4 separate regions of the Homo sapiens genome follow, and regions 2, 3 and 4 are each linked to region 1. A link is a contact called in ENCODE Hi-C or POLR2A ChIA-PET data. All regions are on one chromosome and are shown on one strand. The core of a region is the stretch at or near the end of the contact, and the rest is flanking DNA. Distances in the headings are between cores, read along the strand shown.

Region 1 (2,979 bases), core at 177-2,676:
TCCACCGGGAGGCCTCGCCCGGTCTGCGCCTGCGCACTAAAACCCACGGGACTTTCCGAACCCCCACCTCCAGCGATCAGAGCCCACTGCGCCTGCGTGTGCTGCCACTCTTAATTCCATTAACACACACACACTCGCACAGGAAAAACTGAGCAGGGCCTCCACTACTCATGCACTGCCACCAGACGAGCCCCTCCACGAACTAGTCCCTGCCCTAGGTGTTCCCGGGGCGCGCGAATGCCCGGGTCATGAGACCGAGCATCCACGCGCACGTACGGGAAGGGGGCGCGCGCGCCAGAGGCTCCCGGCCCGCAGTCCTCCCAGTCATCCCTCCTTCCGTCCCCCCGCCCACCTCGCTCCCCTCCTACTGGCCAGACCGGGAAGGGGGAGGCAGCAACCCGCTCCCAAGTCCCTCCCTCCCCATTGGCCAAACTGTGGGCCGCGCGCCCCCCTCCATTGGCTACGGCCGGGGACCCCTTCCCGCAGCAGACTCCCCATTGGCTGAAGCCGGGGACCGCGAGACCCTTCGTGGTAATGGAACCGGGGACCCCGATCAGCTCCTTGCCCCCCCCCAACTCCCCGTTCCGACGGCGCCGGCGGGATGCGCCCCGCCTCCCCTGAAGGCCGGGGCTGCGAGCCCTGACTAGGCCCCGAGAGCCGAGCGCGGCCCCTCAGTGCTCCGGTGGCCGCCCGGGGACCCTTTCCGTCCGACCTGTTCGGACCTGAGGGGGCCCTCCCCCAGCTTCACGGGGACTCCCCACCCAGCCGGTGCCCCTGACGGTGCCGGGTCGGGGTCCGCCCCACCGGAACCGAGCCACAGCCTCTGGGTGGCCGCGGCTCCCTCGCCCGGAGCCCACCCTTCTCACCTGGCGCTGCCGATGGCGGCTGCCCCCGGCCTCTCCTGGTGTTGCTGCGGCGGCGGCGGCTGCGGCGCCAAGATGCCTTCGGCTCCCCGGCGGAGCCCGCTCCCGGCAGCGGCCACAGGCCCCAGGCAGGGGGAGGCGGCCGCTGGAGGCCCGGGAGGAGCCGCAGAGGTGGCCAGCGGCCCCGGGAGGCCGCCGTTGGGAGGGCTGGTGCCCCCGGGGGGCCGACGGGCCACGGCCTGTTGCGTGGGGGGCGGCTGCTGGGGCTGGGAGGGCTGTTGTAGCGGCTGAGGCTTCAACATGATGGCAGCGTCCGGAAGGGGAATTAGAGAGAAGGGAGGGAGAGAGGGGGCCGGGGCTGGGGCCCCGCTGGAGAGCGCGGGAAGCGAGGGGGATCGGGCAGCCGGGGCCCGCCGTGGGCGGGCGGGGGGAGCCCCGCGGTGTCGGGGGTGGAGAGAGAAGACCGCGGCGCGAGGAAGCGCCGCGAGGCGGAAGGGGAGGGGGTCTCGCGGCTGGAGGAAAGCGAGAGGGCGCGAGCCGGGCTGGCGCGCGTGCGCGTCGCCGGGGAGCGGAGAGGGAGGAGCGCGCGGGTGGGAGCTCCCGGGGGGGGGGGGGGGGGGGGGGGGCCAGGAGCGAGCAGTGGCGCGAGGTGCCGCGCACACCGGCGCGGTTAGCTCCCGGCGGGAAAGTGGGAGAGAATCAAGTCGGTGAACCTCGCACCCCTAGCCCTGGGAGTGGGTAAGGAGCGGCGCGGGCGCTCACGCGCGCCAAGGATTTAGGGTCTTAAGGTCTCAAACCGCCTTAGAAGCCGGCGGCCGCTGTCGCTTCACAATGAGCGTGTGAGGCGCAGGGGGAGGAGCCGAAGGCGCCAGAGGAAGGGCCGGCCTCTCCGCCCACGCCGTCGCTGCGTCGCGATGCCTCCGCGGGAGTGTGAGGCGGCACGTCGTGCGTGAGGCTCTTCCGCCACTTGGCGGCCCGTGGGCAGAGCCTTAAGTGCCAAGAAAGTCTCCGGGACTGGACCACCCGAGCCACTGCGCTTTTAGGCAGGTGGTAGGTTTCGCAAGGAGCTACCCTCCACCTTGTTTGCTTTAAGTAAAAGACTGATGAGCATTAGTGATTCGTTTGAGCGTGTTGATCTTTGCAGATAAATTTACGCCTCGTCCTAAATTATTTCAGATTTTTGTGATTTTGACCTAAATTGTTCCTCCATGCCCGAGAATGAATCTTTAAACTGTAATAACAAAGACTGAAGGCCAAAGTTCCGAGTTCAAAATCCTCCACCCGACCCTGCAATGAAGGCAGCTTCATTCATTCAAAATGAGTTGGGCATTGGAGTATTCAGTTAGTTGTTTTGGACACAAGGATAATTAAACTGCTTCCTGCTCTGGAGGAGTTCATGCTAGTGGTGAATTCAGAGAATTTGACGAGATCTAGTAGGTGAAGCACAGAGGACTACAAGAGCAAATGGGAGTGACACCTAATCTTAATCCAGTTTTGGGAGACCCAGATAAGGGACAGGAGGGCCGGGCGCAGTGGCTCATACCTGTAATCCTAACATTTTGGGAGTCCGAGGCAGAAGGATCGTTTAAGGCCAGGAGTTTGAGACCAGCCTAGGCAACAAAGTGAGACTTTGTCTCTACAAAAAAAAAAAAATTTAAATTATAAAAAAAAACTGATAAGAGGGCAGGGGGAGATGGGTTTCTAGGCAGGGAAATAGGATATGACAAACTAAGAAAAACTCAGCTTGTCCTAAGCATAAAATTAAAGGGGGGAAGAGGTAGCTAATCTGGGATCAGGTTTTAAAGGCTCCCAAGTCTTGTAAGAGACACGGACATTATCCTCAAAGCAGTGGGGAGCTTATTTAAGAAAGTGAAAAGAGGCTGGGCATGGTCTGTAATCCCAGTACTTTGGGAGGTTTGAGGTCAGGAGTTTGAGATCAGCCTGGCCAACATGGTGAAACCCTGTCTCTACTAAAAATGCAAAAATTAGCTAGGCGTGGTGGTGCATGCCTGTAATCCCAGCTACTCAGGAGGCTGAGGCAGGAGAATCACTTGAACCAAGGAGGCGGAGGTTGCCGTGAGCCCAGATCGCACCACTGCACTCCAGCCTGGGTGAC
Region 2 (2,979 bases), core at 224-2,723, 2.6 Mb before region 1:
AATGCTTCCCTTTATCCGAAAAGTTAAGATGTCATCAAAACTAGCATAATTTCGTGGAAGGCAGGTAGTGACATGTAAACTGCTTTCACACATTGCCACTAGGAGGCACCAATTTAGCTGGTAAACAGAAAAGCTTATGTTTTGCTAGGATTTGTTCTTACTGTGCTGGTTTTAATTATTTTTATTTATTTTTTCCTGCTTCCTAAGCGACTACTGATTTGTTTGGTTTTCTAAGATACGAGGTCTTGTTACGTTGCCCAGGCTGGAATGCAGTGGCTATTCACAGGCAGTCATTGTTCACTGCAGCCTCAACCTCCTAGGCTCAAGGGATCCTCCCGCCTCAGCCTCCCAAATAGCTGGAACTACAGGCGCGTACCACTGCACCCAGCTTATGCTAGTTTTTAATAACTTGAAATACGTATCATGCTTAGAATATTTGCATATTCGTGCCATATTTGTACTTCGTTTTCTCCCCACTCTGATTTTTTTAGGTAGCTATTATTGCCCCATTTTACAAGGAATCCTAGCCTCGGAGGGGTTAGGTGACTTTTGCAGATCTCCCTTTCTGAACCACTACACCTTCCAGCTCATCAGTGGGGCTTCAGAACCTTGCACAGGGCCGGACACATAGTTGGGCACTGAATGTCTGCTATGAACATCATAACTGGACGGTAAGAATCATCTGAAAAAATCACCAAATAACTCTTTGGCCTCCGCTAGTCCAGCTTCGAAAGAAGTCCTCAACAACCAATTCCTAGATAATGGCTACAATTATCTGGTCTGGGAGGGCTCTCTCTCATCTATAGAGAGTGCAGTGACGTCACGGGGCACAACAGATTGAGAAACAGGAGCGATGCGCCATCACAAAGCACGTTATTCCGGGATAGGACACAAAGAACTCCAGACTGCCCGGGTCTAGAGAGCAAGGGAGTTGCAAACCTAATCTTTCTAGGAAACGGGGGCGGAGCACTTACCCAAAGGGAGTATGCCTCCGAGTCTGCGCACTTCGGTCCGGCACGCCCCTTCCGTACAGCAATCGGCTAGGATGCTGAGCGCCAAGTCCAGCGTCTTGCGCAGGCGCACTGGCGGCGTAGGACTAGACGACGACACAGCGGAGGGGGCGGGGCCCGACGCGGGGGCGGGGCTAGAAGCTCCCGACGCGGCCGACGAGGGGGCGGAGCCGGGGCCTGCCTGGGACGGGGCGGAACCCGCTGCAGCCGCTCGCCGTAGCAGCGCGAGTAGGGGGCGGAGCCCGCCGCGTGCCCGGAAGCGCTCGATTCCCCCCGCTGCCTTGATGTGGCGCGTGCGGAGGGCTAGGAGCGCGCGGCTCAGGGGTGTCTCGTTGGTCGCTGGGTCCTTTTCCCCACCCAGAGCCTCCCCGGCCGCCGCCGCGAGCTGCGCGAGGCAGAACGAGAGCGAGTCCGTGAGGGTTGGCTTCGCAGCCGCCATCTTGGCTCGGGCCTCAGACTCCGCCCCGCTTCTCGCCGCTGATCCCAGGGAGCGGAACTGGAAGACAGGGAAATCGTCGGGCACCGCCTCGCTGACGCTGTTTAGCGCCACCGCAGTGATGCAAGTCGGAAGTTGTAGTTCTCGACCCCGGAAGTCTGTCCTTGCACACGAGGCGCGGCAGTACCTTAATCGCAGCGCATCCTGGGACGTGCGGGCGGTGCATGAGGGAGATGTGGTCCGCGTCGAGCTTCTCACGCCTACCTCGGGAAGCGCTGGAAACTCTTCCAGGGCCCTCCAGGTGGGCCAGGGCCTCCGAACAGCCCAGAAGTCCGACCACGGAGCCTTCGTGCCGTGCCCCGCCCCCGGCGTGCACTCGGCGGGGACCGCCTTTTCTCCTCTAGGCTCGCTTCGCTGCCCCCCAGCGGTGGTGCGGCCCGGCCTTGGGACGGACTCCGAGAACCCCGAGCCGGGCCGAAAGTGCGGGGTCCTGACCGCGCCGCAGACGGGGAGCCCTCGCTCGGTCAGAGGAAGAAGAGGGTTAAACCTACCGAGAACGTTCGCTGCCGCTTCCTAGAGTGACGGGCTTGTGGAATTTTCCGTTTCCGGAGCTGGACCCCGGTGTCCCGAGTGTCCTCCGCTCTGGACGTGCTCGTGAGCTCAGGAGCTGGCATCTAGGAAACGGGGAGTTCTTCACTCGCAGCGCAGTCGGCCGCGCCAGAAGAGGCGAGGGAGAATCCGGACGGGGCGGGGCGGCGGGGGAGCGGGACATTCGCGTCCCGGGGAGCCCCCAGGTCACCCCTGGATTGCGAGGTGGCTCCGCCTGAGCAGCCCTTCCTGGTGTGGTCGGGGCAGCTGCCCGCCCGGAAAATGGTCAGGCTCTAGCCCTGGGGAGGAAGAAGCCTTTGCCAAGAGCAACCGTCTACAAGCCCCAAAACCTGCGAGTGCCGGAAATGTGGACTGACCACAGCCTGCCTCCCCGGCTTCATTCACCACCAAGGCAGCCCCTCTGGTGACAAGCCTTACCGTTGTCCGGGTTATGGCAGAAGCTTCCGATGTGGCTCTGATCTGGTTAAGCACCACTGGGTACACACCGGTGAAAAGCCGTACTCCTGCCCCGAGTGTGACCATCGCTTCGGCCCTATGCCTGTGCCTAGTGTGGTAAGACTTTCAGCGTCAGCTCCAACCTGATCCAGCACCAGCGCGCTCACACCGCTAAAAGCCTTACCGCTGAGGGGACTGCGGCAAGAGTCTCAGCCTTGGCTCCACCCTGTTGCAGCACCTGCGCTCCACATGGGTGAGAAGGCCTCTAAGTGCCTTGTTTGTAGTAAGAGTTTTGTGCACAGTTGGAATCTGCTGCGGCACCAGCACAGTCACAAAGTCCGGAAACCTGATGCTTGGTGGTGAGTGTGGCCAGACCTTCGGCCACAGCTCCCACCTGCCCATCCACTAGGCGGCCCACAGCAGCACCCCTGCGTCTGCCTGCAGTGTGGCAGGGCCCTAGCGCAAAGCTCCAACCTGGGCCAGCACCAG
Region 3 (2,979 bases), core at 229-2,728, 2.3 Mb before region 1:
TAGAGGCCTCCTTCAGGGAAAGGGCTGGCTTGTTCCCCCACCACCCCGAGTCATTTCAGTGTCACAAGGTCTCTTTTCCTTGTGACAAGAGAGTTAAGAGAGTTAAGACTCTCTTAACTGGGCCAGGTGTGGTGGCTCACGCCTGTAATCCCAGCACTTTGGGAGGCCGAGGCTGGTGGATCACCTGAGTTCAGGAGTTCAAGACCAGCCTGGACAACATGGTGAAACCCTGTCTCTACTAAAAATACAAAAATTAGCCGGGCGTGGTGGTGGGCACCTGTAATTCTAGCTACTCAGGAGGCTGAGGCTGAAGAACTGCTTGAACCTGGGAGGTGGAGGTTGCAGTGAGCTGAGATCCCACCACAGCACTCCAGCCTGGGTGACAGAGCGAGACTCCATCTCAAAAAAACAAAAAACCCCAAAAGACTCTCTTAGCGACTTCTTTTATCTACTTCCCTTGAACTCAAACTATCTTCCATCTTGGGAATAACATCAATACCAGGTTGTAATGTCACTTCATTGCCTACCTTTTCTCTCCCATGCCTCCTGATCTTACCCTCACCAGTCTTTCTCATTTTTTTCTTCTGCCTCCTCTCTTAATACTGATGATGACAGCAACTCATGAAGAGTATTATATTACCATGTGCCAGGCACTGTGCTAACTATATTCATTGTGTTACTCAATCCTCAGAACACACGGCAATGCCTGTTATTCTAGTTCACGTAACAGCAAACCCCCTGACTGAGGCGGTCTTCATCCCAAAGCCCTTGCTCTCTCATGCCCCCTACATCGTCTTGTCCTTCTCCAACTCTGACTCTTCTTCCCATGGGACCCCAGTACAACTGTCTCCGACCGTAAACCCCTTCACTGAACCTGCCCCCGGAATTCTCACCTCACAAAGCCCCTTTGATCAAAAGTCCCCTCCCCTAGTCAACCACCAATGAAGTCCTCTGACCTCACTCATCTCGTCTGCCAATTTCCTCTCAGGACGCCTACCTCGCACCGGCGGCCCCCTCTCCTTCCCGCCGCGGGCGCGTCAGTTGGGGACCGCGAACAAGAGCGCGCCTGCGCACTGGGACCCTTACCCTAACTGCAGCCGCGCGCCCCAAGGGGTGGCTGTCGGGGGGCTCTCGCGCTCCCACACACGCACACTCAGCCAGGGTTCCCGGGAGGTGGGAGGGAAGGGAAAGAGGGAAAGGAGAAGGGGGGAAGAGGAAGGAGGTAGAGAAAAGAGGGCGCAGCTGGCATGAGCCAGGAGTCTACTCCCAGCTCTACGGACACTTCCTATTGTTACTAGGAAACAGGAAGTGTCCTTAGGTGCAAAAGCTTCCCCGCGAAACTTCCGCTTCGGGAGCACTGCCTGTCCCGCCTCCGAGCCGCAGTTTTACGCAGACACACTTCCGGCGCTAAGTTCTAGGTCTGCACGGCTGACTCCGCCCACGTAGGTCACAACGCGGCGTCTTTGCACGCTAAGCTAGCCACACTTCCGGCAAGAGCAGCTAGAATCGTTCCGGTGCATATTGAATAGGCGCAGAAAGGGAGAAAAAGATTCTACAGCCCTGGCCACAGTACTTTGGTGACACTTTTCGTGGGGCTCTCTGGAGGACTTTTCCCAAGGCAGATGGAGAAAACTTCGTGAAACCCACTCCTTGCTATTAAAGGAAATGTTGTGGAATATAATTGGACTTAGGTTTTGCAGAGCTTGAGCATGGCCTTTTTGTCCTCCCACCTTCTGGTTCTTGAAGACATTGCCGGTGACCTGGCCCCAGACTAACACAAGGCGGGCGTATACCGTCAGCCTGCCTGGCGTCCCCTTGCCTCAGCACACACAGAGACCTCTTGCAAGATGCTTCTCTGCCGCCATAGGCTGGAGGTTCCCCGGGAACTTTCCCTTCCTTCCTAGCTGAGGAAGATCCCTCACTTCCGCTCGCCGCGCCACCGGTCCCACCTCCCCGCCCCCCGCTGGGTCCTAGCGCCGGCCCCTGTTTGGCAGGGTCCGGGCTCCGTCGGTGCGAGGAGCCGACGCCGACGCCACGGAGTCAGCACAAGTCTCATCAGGTAGGAAACGTCGGCGGGAAGCCGCGAGGGCCCCGGGCAGCTCCCACGCGGCCACGATCCGAGCTGGCCTCAGTTTCCCTGCGGGCGCCGAGGGCGGGCCGGGTTGGCCCAGCGCGAGCAGCGCGGGCGGGGCGGGCTGTGAGCGGCCCCGGGCGCATTGCGGGCCCAGCAGGTCCTAGAACCCGCCGGCTGTCTCCGCGGTTCTGGGCTGCGGACACCCAGGCTCGGCCCGCGCGGCTGCTGGCCCGGCGCGGTGTGGTCCCGGGGGTCCTAGAGCCCGCCATGTTTTGGGTTTTTGTCCCGGTCGCGTGGCCCGCGCTGCAAGATCCCAGGCGCCGGCGGCCCCCTCCCCTGCTGAGGCCCGGCCACCACTCCCGCGGTCCTAGAGAACGCCATCTTGCAAGCCTTTGTCCCTCATTCGGCCTTCCGTCCATTCATTTGTTCATCTCCTCATCCTTCGTTCAGTCCTCCTTGCCACGTCCTCCGAAGCCACGTTTTCTGAGGCTTATAACCGGGGTCCTGCCCTCCAGGGGCTGCCTGGCTGGCGGGGGCGCCGCGTACAGACGGTTGCGAGGAGCGAGGAGCTCCGGGTTTCTGCAACTCTCGGCTCCTCGGCGCGCTTCGTAGGCCCCACCGCCCTTCAAACTCCCACAAACTTAAGGGACCCCATTTTACTGATGAGGAAACTGAGGTCCAGAGCGGCGTGGGGCCCTTACCTCTCTACTGCCATAAAGTATTCCTGAGGGCACTAGGGAAGGGGGTTCTTGAAGGATGTAAAGGGGCTTTCCCGTTGGAGAAGGCAGGCAAGGGCTCCCCGAGCCCAGGAAACTGCATCTAGAGGTGGAGGATTGAGAATTGTGGCTGGAGGTTCGGTCGCTGCCGGGAGGAGGACTCTGTCGCTGGAGCTGAGGCTGGAAAAG
Region 4 (2,979 bases), core at 272-2,771, 2.1 Mb before region 1:
CTGGAGATGCTTCTTCAGAGACCCTTCTCAGCCCAAGATCTCAGCCCCTCTTGTTCCCCACAGGGTTCCCTCCTCCAGGACACCCTCCTCTTGGATCCCTCAGGTCCACCTGGGCAATCTCCCAAATTCCTTGGGATTCTAGAATCCAGCCTGACATCTTCCCAGAACTGAGGATGGGCTCAGTCCTAGGACCCCCAGCTTCCCGGGCTGCTTTCATCCCTAATCATCTAGAATCCCTTGGGCTCCCCCTCCCATGGAAACCAGATCCTCCAAGATCCCATGTGGAATTAGAAGCCTGGAGGGTCTCTTCCCAGTCAGTCTTACCCCAGATTCCCCCTTTCCGGGGACTTTCATACCCATCCATGGGGCTAAGGGGCCCTCCAGCGCTCCAGGGGAGGGGCCTGGAGGGCGGCGACTGCAGGCGGGGGTGGGGGCTTTCAAGGGGAAGCAGGGTCTAGGAAGGAGGGCCAGTTCCCCAGGGTGGAGAGGTCATAGGAAGGAGGGCTGGAGATGAGTTTGGAGTAGAGAGAGGGTGAGGCTGGGGGCGGGGAAGGTAGAGAGAGGCCGGGCTGAGGATGAATGGGAGTGGGCGCTGCCCAGGTCTGGGGGTGAGGAGGAGCCGCATGAACCCACCTCACACGTGTCCCGGGAGCCATCTCTCCCTTCTCGGCAGCTCCCGGCGGGTCGGCGGCCATCGGCGGCGGGGGGGCCGGGCGGCGCGGGGCGCGGAACGCTCAGAACGCCGGGGTCCACGGCCCCCCGAGGGCGCTCGGCCCCTCCCTCCGGCGGAGGCCGGGACGGCGGCGAGTGGAGATGGGGGGCGCCGGGGGCGAGGCCCTCCCACGGGCTGCGGCGCGGCCCTTCCAGGGGGAGGTCCTGCTCTGGGAGGCTCAGTCCCTCAGCCCCCCCAGGCCAACGGGGGCTCCTTGGGCGCAGGGTGCTCAGCTTCTGCCCGGGGCCCACTCAGTCCCGGGTCCGAGTCCCAGCTCCCCTCCCCCCACCCCGCCCCGCCTCTCCCCAGCGCCCCTGGCCCTTTAACTGGCCCCTTCCCGGACCCCACTGCCCAGGGGTCCAGTGCCAGGCCTGGGCCCCCCCCACCGTTTCCGGGGTTCAAGCCCGCCCACCGCCGGTTCCCGGGGAGGGGGGGGTCGCTGTAACCTGCCCCCCTCCCCTGGGCCCGCCCCTGGACTGCGACCCCCTGCCCTACGGCTGCGAGGCGAGCGGAGGGGGAGGTGAAGGAAGCTGCTCCGGCCCCGCCCCCCCCAGCCCGCGCGCACCCCCGACCTCTCCCCCTCCCCCAAGCGCGCGACCCTCGGGAGATAGGGATTTAAATAAAATTTGAATAAATCCCCCTCCTCAAGCGGGAGGGTGGAAGGAAAGGATAGAGGGGGAGAGGGAAAGGGGAAGGGGGCAGTTGGGGTGTCTCAGCCCCCCTGGTCCCCCAGCCCCGCGCTGCTACGGCCCGGGGCCCTGGCCGCCTCTCTCATCCCTCCTCAGCTCCTTCCTCCTTCCTCCTCTCTTCCCCCCTCCCCTCCCCTCCCTCCTCCTTCCCTCCTCCTCCTCCTCCTCCCCCTCTTTACTCCCTCCTTCTCCCAGAGGAACCCCGCCCCCTTCCCCCTCCTTCCTCCACCACCTCCACTTTCCAGGACGAACGCACGCAGGGCTCGACGGGAGTTGTAGTCCTGCGGCCACTGATGCTACGGGGGAACAATAGGACGCTGGGGACAGCGGGAACTACAAACAGGACGGCGGAGGGCGTGCCCAGCCGGGAGCCGAGGATGCCGGGAGTTAGAGTCCCGTTGCCCCGAGGCTCCCAGTTGCAGAACATCGAGAAGGAGAGGGAACGATGACTACAAACAAGATGGCCTTCTCCCCCGACCCGACCTCCTTCCCAGGCACTCACACGCCCTCCTGTCCACAACCCTCCGCGTGTGTGGTACCTGACGGGAGTCGCAGTCCATCTGCTGCCTTCCCGCTGCCATTTCTACTCGTCAGGAACAATGGAAAGGTGAAAAGGAAAGAGGACTACAAGCAAGATGGCGGAAGAGGGACATACACCTGACTAGTAGTCGATCTTACGAGGTGCGATGGGATTAGTAGTTTTATAGCCTTCCAGTGTTCCTTAAGAATGGCGGAACCAGGAGGACGAGGAGACTACCGTAAAGATGGCAGGCTACCTAGCCTCTCCCGGTCTCCGCTTTCCACCACCTTGGGCACCTCGCCCGCCTGTGGTCTCGAAATCCCCCCCACCAGTGGCGCACGGCCTGACGGGAGTTGCAGTCTCCCGGCTCCCGTCTATCATCTCAAGTCGAGACAATGGAAGGGGATGGGGCGGGGCCACCGGCAAAGATGGCGGCTGCAGGGCCGGGGCGACTGCGACATGGGATGTGTAGTCCAGGCGTCTGGCCTCTTCCCTGCGGAAATGAGGGAGAGGACTACGAAAAAGATGGCGACCTCGCCCCTCGACCTCTGCGCCGGTGCCTGCTGGGAAATGTAGTTCCTTGCCGAGTCCAACAGAGAAAGGACGTCGCTGTTGAAATGTGAATCCCGGCGGACACGCCAAATTGCGAGGCGACGGAAACGGAAAGACTCTTTTCTCCTCTCTCCGCCACCGGCTTCTGAACAGCCTGGCGGGAAATGTAGTCCCAAGCTTTCACTCGCGAGTGGAGGGGAAGGATTTATGTCACCAGTGGGGATCAGTGCGGGTGGGGGAGAAAAACGTCGGGCGATCCGGGAATAAAGAATGTCCGCCTCTCCATGGGGCGAGGACTTCGCGTTTCAGGGGAGGGCCCTTAAAGGAAGGCAGCAGGAATCAGTCTTGTCGAACAGGGGGGCGTGGTTCTCGTCGAGAGTGCATTCACACTCTTGTTCCCTAGAAAGCCTGGGCACCTCCCACTCGATTCCTGCTCCTCAGACCTCCGGGAATCAGTGTCTTACAAGACGTGCGGGCTCCGGGGAAAAGGACCTGGAGTCACAGCG

What was found. Hi-C counts contacts between places; a loop is a spot of excess contacts on that map. ChIA-PET counts read pairs that join two places held with the same protein, here RNA polymerase II (POLR2A). Pooled maps may share reads with other maps.
Region 2: a loop to region 1 is called in a map of CD8-positive, alpha-beta T cell, with 24 times the contacts of the local background. The contact joins the promoter of ARMC5 here to the promoter of ATXN2L in region 1. A Hi-C loop is called at or near these places in 3 of 168 maps with a recorded cell type or tissue (CD8-positive, alpha-beta T cell, ascending aorta and naive thymus-derived CD4-positive, alpha-beta T cell), 1 of 37 single-sample maps with no recorded cell type and 8 of 50 pooled maps. POLR2A ChIA-PET finds 5 or more read pairs at or near these places in 1 of 52 experiments (BJ).
Region 3: a loop to region 1 is called in a pooled map, with 10 times the contacts of the local background. The contact joins the promoter of ZNF668 here to the promoter of ATXN2L in region 1. A Hi-C loop is called at or near these places in 6 of 50 pooled maps.
Region 4: a pooled map shows a loop between it and region 1 (29-fold over the local background). The contact joins the promoter of FBXL19 here to the promoter of ATXN2L in region 1. A Hi-C loop is called at or near these places in 9 of 50 pooled maps.

Annotation. Positions count from the first base shown.
Region 1 is chr16:28,821,446-28,824,424 of GRCh38, reverse strand. ATXN2L (ataxin 2 like) reads right to left here and starts at 1,426. Exons shown (of 22, transcript NM_007245.4): 1 at 867-1,426. The coding sequence starts at 1,165. It overlaps LOC124903672 (a long non-coding RNA gene), which reads left to right and starts at 383. Exons shown (of 2, transcript XR_007065042.1): 1 at 383-531. RefSeq lists a silencer at 220-1,369 and enhancers at 1,690-1,899, 1,411-2,147.
Region 2 is chr16:31,457,995-31,460,973 of GRCh38, reverse strand. It overlaps ARMC5 (armadillo repeat containing 5), which reads right to left and starts at 1,473. Exons shown (of 6, transcript NM_001105247.2): 1 at 975-1,473. The coding sequence starts at 1,449. RefSeq lists a silencer at 925-1,274 and enhancers at 1,465-1,804, 1,803-2,343.
Region 3 is chr16:31,072,739-31,075,717 of GRCh38, reverse strand. ZNF668 (zinc finger protein 668) reads left to right here and starts at 1,478. Exons shown (of 3, transcript NM_024706.5): 1 at 1,478-2,059. ZNF646 (zinc finger protein 646) reads right to left here and starts at 1,296. Exons shown (of 3, transcript NM_014699.4): 1 at 1,087-1,296. RefSeq lists enhancers at 530-1,062, 1,418-1,557, 1,063-1,596, 2,216-2,510, 1,802-2,602 and a silencer at 1,868-2,327.
Region 4 is chr16:30,922,114-30,925,092 of GRCh38, reverse strand. FBXL19 (F-box and leucine rich repeat protein 19) reads right to left here and starts at 1,521. Exons shown (of 11, transcript NM_001382779.1): 1 at 634-1,521. FBXL19-AS1 (FBXL19 antisense RNA 1) reads left to right here and starts at 1,824. Exons shown (of 1, transcript NR_024348.1): 1 at 1,824-2,979. RefSeq lists enhancers at 1,603-1,762, 1,803-1,892, 1,515-2,482, 1,923-2,742, 2,483-2,979.